2 separate regions of the Homo sapiens genome follow, and region 2 is linked to region 1. Evidence: chromatin loops called from intact Hi-C (ENCODE). Cell type or tissue: HCT116. All regions are shown on one strand. Each heading gives the region's core, and the rest is flanking DNA. Links, peaks and the distances in the headings are about the cores only.

Evidence for each region. Peaks named below come from ENCODE experiments on the same cell type or tissue, not always from the same donor. Only the 100,000 strongest peaks of a DNase experiment are listed, where the experiment ranks them.
Region 2: it touches region 1 in a loop (6-fold over the local background); 1 of 110 quality-filtered maps calls a loop at or near these places.

The regions. Positions count from the first base shown.
Region 1 is chr10:125,016,094-125,021,471 of GRCh38, forward strand. All of the region lies in intron 3 of CTBP2 (C-terminal binding protein 2), which reads right to left. Among named protein-coding and RNA genes, the nearest start is that of MIR4296, 14 kb to the right of the region's middle. In HCT116, for the core only: no CTCF peak of the experiment used is centred there; no DNase peak of the experiment used is centred there.
Region 2 is chr10:124,941,005-124,946,382 of GRCh38, forward strand. It overlaps ZRANB1 (zinc finger RANBP2-type containing 1), which reads left to right and starts at 1,119. Exons shown (of 9, transcript NM_017580.3): 1 at 1,119-2,303. The coding sequence starts at 1,490. In HCT116, for the core only: no CTCF peak of the experiment used is centred there; a DNase peak (open chromatin) is centred at 2,857.

The sequences.
Region 1 (5,378 bases), core at 286-5,285:
GGTGCAGTGAGACTGGGGTCTGGGACCCTTTGGTGGGTCCCGATCAGGCTGAGGAAGGCCATGAGGCCCCGCCCACCCTTCCCAGTGCCCCAAGGGACTTTTCCTCCAAGGTACAGGAAGTAGCAGCAACCAGGAGGGCAAACGCCCTGGATGTTCCATGAACCTGCAGCGAGCCGAGTGCCACTGCCAAGTTCCAGGGGCCACCACTGAGTCACTGCCCGAGGGGATGGCTGCCCATGAGTGCCGGGACCAGGAGCCCTCTGGATGGCCGCCCTGGCTGCTGGCTTGTCCCTTGGAATCAGATGGACCAATTCCACCAGTGTTCCAGAGAAATGAACAACACGTCCTCCCGCAAAAGGACCCTGAGTAGCCTGTAGCCTGGCAGACCCAGTCTTAATTTTCTCACCTTATTTCCCAGGGTGAATGTCCACAAAAGCAAAATAACACCCTCCTCCTTAGCTATGGCAGCCAAGGCTGAGATGGGAGAGGGAGAAGCCTCATGCTTGCAGCACACTCTCGTTTTTCGAGTGGTCCTAAAACCCAAGAGGAAAGTGATCCGCGAGGACTGCTGTCCGGCAGGCCAAGGGCCAAGAGCGCTGCGCCCAGGCCCAGCTCACAGCCAGGAAGTGAACATTCTCAGCACAACAGCTGGCTGGATGCCGCCTCCACTCTTCTTTCTTCTCTAACTTTTTCTTAAAATCTAGTAACTTCTACAGCATCCCAGGCTCAGAGCCCAGTTTACAGGAAAACACTAGAACCCATCACAAAGGCATATTTATTCCTTCATATAAAAAGCATCTAATAGGCAAATCCCCAGTGGGGAAACGTGTTGGGTTGAGAGGCCAGAGGTCAGCTCTAAGCACTGTGGATGGAAGGGGAATGGACTGGCCTGCGCTGGGCAGTTGGTGCCAACATTCAGTTCCGCAGGCAGAGCTTCCTTCCACCACGAAAAATCCCTTAATGCAATCCCTTAATGAGGCAGGGCCAGAAGAGGAGGTAGGAACCCCGGGGGAAGTCAGCGCCAAAGAACAGCTGACTGTATCCAGCCAAAGTGCAAGAAGAGCTTAACAACTTCAACCAGGATGAGGCCCTGGTGAAATCAGAAGGTGACACGCAGGAGGCTGTCGACGGGTAGCGGAGGAAGGTGCAGGCTGAGGAGCAGGGAGGTAATGCCAGAAAGCAAACTGCAAACCAGCGCTGATGCCGCTTCTTTGGAGAGGCGATAAAGGCAGGAGAAACTCACCTCTGCTTCTGAGCAACGGGTTCATCGGTCCCATCTTACATGCAGTGTGATTCTTCTATGTGATCAGTTTCCCTCTTTCTTTGGTTGCTAGGAAGCTCAGAGCAGAATTCCCACCTATCCTTGTGTACAGGATTGCACGGGATGCTGTGTTCCGGCCCTACCACCCTCCCTCACCTTTTCCTACATTTACTTTTCCATTTATTAAAACTTTACCCTTGTGTGTGTTACAGCTGTTCCCAACAGCCAGCTTAAATCCTCTTATGACCAAAGAACATTTTACATTCCATTTAATCACACAAAAGAATGGCATTTGCTCTTCACTGGGAGAATTAATTCCCTGAACTCTCCCAGGCAGCAGCATGATCCAGGGCAAGGAGTTTGGCCCCGCAGTCGGAGCAGCTCAGATGCAGCATGGTCTTGAGGGCAGCAGCTGGAGCCAGGCAAACACCAGCAGGTGCTCGTGGAGCCAGCTGGGGACCCTGAGCTTGCCATGCACACAGCTCCGGTGTGATGCGGTTCTCAGAGCCGTGGGGGGCAGGTAGGGTGGGCACCATCACCCCAGTGTTACCCATGGGAAGCGAGCCTCAGAGCCCATCATGATGACTGCTGCTCCAGAGCCCGTCATGACTCTTGCTCCAGAGCCCAGCCACTTTGTCCTGTTTCCTCTTGCTGACACAGACCTTGGCTTCCAGCTCGGACTGGTGTCTCCTCCCCAAGTGTATACCATTGTTGATTTTCCCTTGCTGTGCTAATGCACCGTGCCTGAGGATCATCATGGCATGGGCCACCCCCTGCTGTGGGACTCAGGGTAGGGGGTGAACCTCTCTGAGTCTGTCAGAGGAAAAATGTCCAGAGTCTTCCTGGGATTTCAGATGGGGGATCATCCTTGTCAAATGCTCCACAATAGGCCAGGTGCAGTGGCTCACGCCTGTAATCCCAACACTTTGGGAGGCTGAGGCGGGGGGATCACCTGAGGTCAGGAGTTTGAGACCAGCCTGGCCAACATGGAGAAATCCCATCTCTACTAATACAAAAATTAACCAGGTATGGTAGTGGGCACCTGTGGTCTCAGCTTCTTGGGAAGCAGAGGTTGCAGTGAGCCGAGATTGTTCCACTGCACTCCAGCCTGGGTGACAGAGCAAGACTCTGTCTCAAAAAAACAAAAACAAACCAAAAACCAAAAACCAAAAAAAGCACCAGACCAAACCAAACCAACCAACAAACAAACAAACAAACAAACAAACAAACAAACTCCACAATAGTGACAATTACTAATATTTACTGAACTCAGTCAGGGCCCTAGATTCTCTCAAGGCTGGTTTCCCCTACCTCGGCCCTGGCAAAGGGGCAAGAGGCACATTCCATGGGCCACCTGGGGTAGGTGCACCCCACCAGCCCTGCGGAGGCACCGTGTTCATATCTAGCTGGTATTGCAGGACGCGCTCCCCGCCAACGCCACTGGCATCCCACACAACTGCATTGGGGGACCAGGAATCAGGGTTCCTACTCTTGCCCCTTCTGGTGAAGCACACCCAGGGTGCTAACTCAGCCACAGGCTGCCCCATGTCCCATTGACATTTGCAAACCCTCCTGGGATGAATTTCTCCATGGCTCTCAGGAGAACATGTCCCAGGGGGCCGCCCACTCTGTCAGTGGGGACGGGTGTTTCTAGGTTGGATTTTTTGCTCTCCTAACAATTTGGCAAAAGTTGTTTTATTCACATGCTGAAAGCTGCTGTTGGGCTAAATTTAACTACAGTGTACCTTCCTGTTCCTTCAGCAGTTCCTCCCTCCCACTGGAGGGGGCAAGAAAAGTGAACGAAGGCTAGTTTTTTTATCCTTTATGTAAAAAACAACTAGAAAGCCCTTTGTTGAAGCCAGCCTCAGAGTGGGAAACACACACCTGACAACTGCACGTTTAATCACACTCGTTTCTACATCGCTAACGTGGGCTAATTAGTTATGGATTACAAGTACTATTTCTCTTTCATAAACTTACCAAAAAAACCTCTCCCACGTATGAGCAAGGAATCTGTGAAAAAGCTTTAGAATTCTGGCTTCGTATGTTCTTGGGGGTAAATAAATTTGTGCCAAACACCTGAAAAGCTTTCCTGTTAATATATGTTGGCTTTCTCACTTAAAAAAAAAAACCACGTCTTTCTTCCTTAGAATGTTAGTTTCCAAATGCAAGAAGTCTGGCGTGAAGCTCTAATTTTGCTCTACCCAGCCCAGCTCTCCACAGCTCAGCTTCTGCAAAGCACAAAGCAAACACTGGGACAACTGGCTGAATGGGACCCCTACCTCACACCATATGCAGAACTTTACTCAAAGCAGATCAAGACCTCAATGTCAGAGCTAAAACTAACATTCCTGGAGGACAACATAAGAATATATCTTCATGACCCTCGATTAAGCAATGGTTTCTTAGATGTCACACCAACGGCATAAGCAAATACGTAAGACTCCAAATTAAAACTTTCATGCTTCAAGGACACTATCAAGAAATTGAAAAAACAACCACAGAATGGGGGAGAACTATTTCCAAACTGTGTGCCTGACACCAAAAAGCCTGGGCCCCATGACCCAGGAAGACCCTCAACTCAAGCACTGAGGTTGACAGAGCTGAAATGTGACTTGTGGAGCCCCAGGATGGACACTGGACACTCAAGAGCAAAGGCCACATTTGAAAGTAGAGTTAAAGCAAAATAGCGTAGGGGCCCATTGGTTGTTTTTATGGCCAGGTGAACATGGGGCCACTCACCTGGTCTGTGGAATCTGCTCAGGTACTTATGCCCTTGGCTCCGCAAACCTTCCAGGAAAATAGGAACCATACCTTGGCCAAGATCAACAGCTTTTAAAGATTTCAGAGGAGCAACAATCCCTGGAGGGGTTTAGGAGGCCCTGAGCTTGGCCATGCACAGAGTTCCAGGTGTGATGTGGTTCTCACAGCACTGGGTGGGGGTTGGGGGGATGGGATGGGGACAGCACAGCCACACAAAACTATTATCTAGAAACTGAAGCTATGGCCCCATGACCTGCTTCCTGGAAAGCAGAGGGTCCGCTGGCCAAGACCTCCCTACTCCATGTGGAACTGCTTTCTAAACCAGGAAGACAGAACGCCCCTGTAGACATGAGGAGGTCAGTCAACGCGGGCCTTGTGGAGACAGACAGAAGAGGGTCTGGTGACTGGAACGCGGGCAGAGCTGGCCAAGGTCCCAGCAGCAGTCTTGGCTGACATGGCCTCCCATGAAAACACGGGTCAATCCCTTTAAACCAACAGCAAGCGCCGACCTCATTCACCACCTGCTCTGAGTCCTGCACCACGCCCGGCAGAAATCATTTGTCGACCTCTTCCCCCTTGGAGCTCTCCAGATGCGGCGAGGAGCCCAGCCTGTTACGCACAAGGCCTGAGACTCACGACCCCAGCCAGCTGACACCAAGCATCCACGTTACTCTCTGGCCAGACTCCTGGTCAGATCACCCACCCACCAGTGTGGAGGGGGTCTGCGCTGTCGAGGGGGACACACTCTATGCAAGGTGGGCTTACAGAAATTCCCAGATACTCACTTTTGAAAAAAGGCCCACTAAGCTTTAACAAGACAGAGGCCTAGGAGAGCAGTCTTTGCACAAAACTGAGGACCACAGCAGGGCCTTCTTCAGCAGCTTGGCCGCTGTCTAGTTGTCCCGGCATGGCTCACCCCACGTCCTCCATGGACAGAATGAAATCCACACCCACGGGGTCAGAGGAAGTGCTGTGAAGGCGGCAGAGCTGGGGGACAAGTTTGGCCCCTGAGACCCCGAGGGCCTCAGTAGTCCAGTGTGAGAAGAGGCCAAGGGTCAACCACGACAAGAAAAGCGCCATTCCCCGCTGAGGCCAGGCAGCTCCAACCTCAACACACAAGCCCTCTCTTCCTTCTCTGCTCACTGCTCTCCCAGAAGCAGAGGAAACAGGTTCAAGACCTACCCCCTTTGACAGACATGGAAATAGAAGCACAGAGAACTCAACATACTTGCCCAAACACAAAGCAGGTGGCACTCCTTCGGGCCATGCATTCAACTACTTTATGCTCCTGGGCTGAAATCATATTCCTGGGGTCTACGGCACGTCCAGGAGCCTGAAAGGGGACCAAGAAACC
Region 2 (5,378 bases), core at 133-5,132, 75 kb before region 1:
ACAACAACAAAAAAACAAACAAACAAAAGATTTAACCCTCTAGGTTCAGGAAAAATCCCTGAGAAAGAGAGAGCAAAGCTTCTATACTCTGCCTAGGATTTCTTTCTCTTTCCGGGTGAAAAATAGGTGTTGGGATGATACTGAGTTGATAAAAGTATTTAGGAAAAGTGGCCAGTGTCTAAATTCAAGCCATTAAAAAAAAAAAAATTAAATTTGTTATGTAAGTTGCTTCATTTATGAATTAGTTGCCATTAAATTATGAAGTCTTTCTTCATTATAGTGTAGTGTTAGCCCATTGTTGAATCCTAGAAATCTTTTAAGTAGTGTGAATATCTTTTAAATATGAATTGGATTTTTTGGGGGGCAGGGGATGGAGTCTCACTCTGTCACCCAGGCTAGAGTGCAGTGGTGCGATCTTAGCTCACTGCAACCTCTGCCTGCCGGGTTCAAGCAGTTCTCTGCCTCAGCCTCCTGAGTAGCTGGGATTACAGGCACCTACCACCATGCACGGCTAATTTTTGTATTTTTATAGAGACGGGGCTTTACCATCTTGGCCAGGCTGGTCTTGAACTCCTGACCTTGTGATCTACCCGCCTCAGCCTCCCAAAATGCTGGGATTATAGGCTTGAGCTACTGCCCCCGGCCATGAATTAGATTTTGAGTATATTTTAAATATTCAAAATTTAAAATATTTTAATTATGAACATTCACAATTATATTGGAATGATTATGCTACTGGTTATTTCAGTGACCTTCCACAGATTTAATTTTCCCCAGTACAGTCTTCTTTTTTTTACTCCAGATAGAACTAGATTTTGAGGCTACAGATTATCAAGGAACTACCTATTTCATAATGTTACTTTGTTAATTGTAGCCATTACTTCTCAACATGTTTCTTTACTACCTGTGCTAATTAAGAACAGTGGATAATTAGCATTTTAAGTTGCTTTTCTCCCTTAGCGAGAATGATAAAATAGACGTTGCTTGATCTTCTGAATTCATGAATCATAATCTGTGTTCATAATTTGAGAATGGTTATGTGTTTAAGCTATTTTTTAGTTTGTGTTGTTTCCTCTACCTTTGTCTCTTTAAACTATTGGTTACTTTTCTAAATTGATGTGATGGCCTCCCTGAAATTAAACATTTCTATTAGTGGCTTCCCGTTAATCTCATCCTTCTTAGATCAAACCTCGTTATATCTCCTGCCTATCTCTTTTGCATTCCAAAGTTCAGTTTTATTAAATCCCAGGGTCTAAGATTTTTTCTTTGAGAATTTATCTCCAGTGTTTCTATGGAAATTAAAAAAGAAAATTAGGATAATTCAATGTCGAAATGTTGCATGCATCTTTTGAGAAATTTATATTTTGTAGGTTGAAGGACTTGCTTTTTGGGCAGCGTATTTTTGGAGGTGGAATGTAGTTATTTTAATAACCATGTCCTAATTATTTATAGCTTCCTGCCTGACACAGCTCACTTCAAGAAGTGCACAATGTCAGAACGTGGAATTAAGTGGGCTTGTGAATATTGTACGTATGAAAACTGGCCATCTGCAATCAAGTGTACTATGTGTCGTGCCCAAAGACCTAGTGGAACAATTATTACAGAAGATCCATTTAAAAGTGGTTCAAGTGATGTTGGTAGAGATTGGGATCCTTCCAGCACCGAAGGAGGAAGTAGTCCTTTGATATGTCCAGACTCTAGTGCAAGACCAAGGGTGAAATCTTCGTATAGCATGGAAAATGCAAATAAGTGGTCATGCCACATGTGTACATATTTGAACTGGCCAAGAGCAATCAGATGTACCCAGTGCTTATCCCAACGTAGGACCAGGAGTCCTACAGAATCTCCTCAGTCCTCAGGATCTGGCTCAAGACCAGTTGCTTTTTCTGTTGATCCTTGTGAGGAATACAATGATAGAAATAAACTGAACACTAGGACACAGCACTGGACTTGCTCTGTTTGCACATATGAAAACTGGGCCAAGGCTAAAAGATGTGTTGTTTGTGATCATCCCAGACCTAATAACATTGAAGCAATAGAATTGGCAGAGACTGAAGAGGCTTCTTCAATAATAAATGAGCAAGACAGAGCTCGATGGAGGGGAAGTTGCAGTAGTGGTAATAGCCAAAGGAGATCACCTCCTGCTACGAAGCGGGACTCTGAAGTGAAAATGGATTTTCAGAGGATTGAATTGGCTGGTGCTGTGGGAAGCAAGGAGGAACTTGAAGTAGACTTTAAAAAACTAAAGCAAATTAAAAACAGGATGAAAAAGACTGATTGGCTCTTCCTCAATGCTTGTGTGGGTAAGTTTCTGTATTCTGCATTTTTTGCGTGGGATGGGAAAAGGTAGTAAAAATGATATGAAAAGAGCTGGGTGCGCTGACACACGTTTGTGGTCTTAGCCACTTGCTTGAAACCAGGAGTTTGAGGCTGTAGTATGCCATGATCGGTCTGTGAATAGCACTTGCACTCCAGCTTGGGTAACATAGTGAGACTGTGTCTCCACGCACATGCAAAAATGTGAGTGTGTGTGTGTGTGTGTATATATATATGCGCAAAGTCACTAGCATTTGATTCATTCAGCACGATAGCTGTACTTTCAAGTATGCATACATAAAAATTTGTGTATTTGTGATCTTGTCGTAACTTTGTACTAAATTGCCCACAATTAATTGTGTTCATGTCTCTCCATTACTGGGGGCAGTGGAAACGTTTAAGTTAAAGCAAAGTTTTTACACATCAGCAGTAAAATATATACCTGGACTTTAAAACTGCTACTCTGTTTATTGTAACAAGATGTAACTGAGGAACACCAGCTGCTGTTTCCAAGTATTTGTAAACAGTGTGAGCATCTTGTGATGATAGAAGCTTTAGTCAGATGTTAAAAATACCACAAAAATGTGTGACTCCAAGAAGTTGAACAAACATATTGACCTTGAAAATACTGGTGTTAATTTAACATGAATGTCATGTAGTAAATGTTTGCAAACTTTATGGAACTGATTACATGTAGCCAGCTGATTCCATACTTCAAGTTATGGTTCATATGTATTGTGACATTTTCCTCAGGAAATGCTGTTAAAGGACAGAGACATAGGAGAGCAGAGTTTTTCTTCAGTTCTTGACCTTGTGAGTTAATTGTGATGTAATTCACAAAAGCAGTGACTTGAGTCTTCAGTATTTTTTTTTTGAGTAGATTAGATGTTTGATTTTTATTAAATTATTTGGATGGGCTGCTTGCTTTGACATTTGGTCTTATGAGGGAAATTTTGAATGATTACTAAGTTTAAACTTTGTGTGGAACAATAGCTAAGCTTTAACTATACCTTAGCTGTATGTTTTCCCTCAGTACCAATTTCTTTTATTTATCCCTCTGGGTACAGCCCAAGAATATGGAAAGTTTAGGTGTATGAACCTGTGAGTCCTAGGAATTGATTTCCAAGAAATCGTGAGTTTTAAAATTAAATTATATATATCATTCCCCCCCCCCCCCCGCCCCAAGATGGGATCTCACTCTGTCACCCAGGCTAGAGGGCAGTGATGCAATCATGGCTCACTGCAGCCTCAACCTCCTGGGTTCAAGTGACCTGCCATCTCAGCCTCCCCAGTAGCTGGGACTCCCCATTAGCATGTACCACTATGCCCTGCTATTGTTTTAAATTATTATTTGTAAAGATGGGGGTCTACCTATGTTGCCCAGGATGGTCTTGAACTCCTGGGCTCAAGCGATTCTCCCACCTCAGCCTCCTAAAGTGTTGGGATTATAGGCATAATTTGCTGTGCCCAGCTGAAATCCTGAGTTTTCAATTTTAGCTTTGTTCTGGCAAAAAAGAATATCCCAGCAGATGAATCCTTCTGACCTCCAGACTTAGTAGGCACTTAGCAAGTCTTAGTTCTAGTTTCCTCCCATCCTGAGGATGAGGGGATGAAAACATACCGGGCTATCTTCTGTCTGTGTTGTCCCATTTTATTCCTCTGATTTTTCTGCTCCAAATTGAGGGGCAACATACAGTATGATTGTCAGTTAAAAAAATTTAAACAGGAGATACAAAAGGGTTTTGTTATTAGTTTCCTTAGAGATCAAATTGATTTAACATAAAAATTCACCGTTTTGCAAGTGAACAACTCATTTGGCATTTAGTGCATTCACATTGTGTAACCACTACCTCTGTGTTGTTCCAGAACATTTTCATCATCCCAAAAGGAAACTATGTACCCATTAAGCAGTTACTGCCCCCTACCCCTACCCGCTAACCCTTGATAACTGCCAGTCTGCTTTTGGTGTCTGTGGATTTACCTATTCTGGATATTCATATAAATGGAATCTTTACATATCTGTGAGCTTTTATGTTGGGTGTGATTGTCTTTTAATTGCTTGTATGCCTTTGGAACAGTCTTAAAATCATTTTTTTTTTTTTTTTTTTTTTTTTCAGGGAGTAGTGTACTATGAATACTTGGACTACAAGGTGGTGTTATAGTACATGTAGGTTTATAGATGAAAATGAACTAGACTTCATTGTGACGGTTCTTAACCTCACAGTGAAGGTCACTAAACCTCACTAAAGGTCATAGAATCCTTTAGGAATCAGGGCTTCATTTCAACCCCCGGTTGCTTCAAGTCAGTGGATCTCAGGATAAGAACACCTGATTTGAAATATTTTCTTTCCTTGAAACACACAAGTTAGATGAATCAACATGTTTGTCTTTATGACATTATTTCTTCTTGGTCCTGCCTTTTTCTACATATCCTTACTACTTTTGACTAGACGACTAGCCATCCTTGTACCTCTTTGCATTTTATTTATTTTTTTGAGACAGGGTCGCGAGGCTGGAGTGCAGTGCTGCAATCATGGCTCACTGCAGCCTTGACTTCCTAAGCTCAAGCCATCCGCCCACCTCAGCCTCCTGGGTAGCTGGGACTACAGGCGCATACCACCACGCCTGGCAAATTTTTGTATTTTTTTTGGAGAGACGGGGTTTTACCTTGTTACCCAGGCTGGCATCTTATTCCTGTGCTCAAGTGATCCACCCACCTCAGCCTCCCAGAGTGCCAGGATTACAGGGGTAAGCCACTGGGTCCGGCCCATCTCTTTGCATTTTAATCACTGAGTTCAATTTAAAAGTGGAACAAGGCCAGGCACAGTGGCTCAGGTCTGTTAATCCCAGCACTTTGGGAGATTGAGTTGGGCGGGTCACCTGAGGTCGGGAGTTCGAGACCAGCCTGACCAACATGAAGAAACCCCGTCTCTACTAAAAATACAAAATTAGCCGGGCATGGTGGCACATGCCTGTAGTCCCAGCTACCTGGGAGGCTGAGGCAGGAGAATCGCTTGAACCTGGGAGGTGGAGGTTGCAGTGAGCCAAGACTGCACCATTGC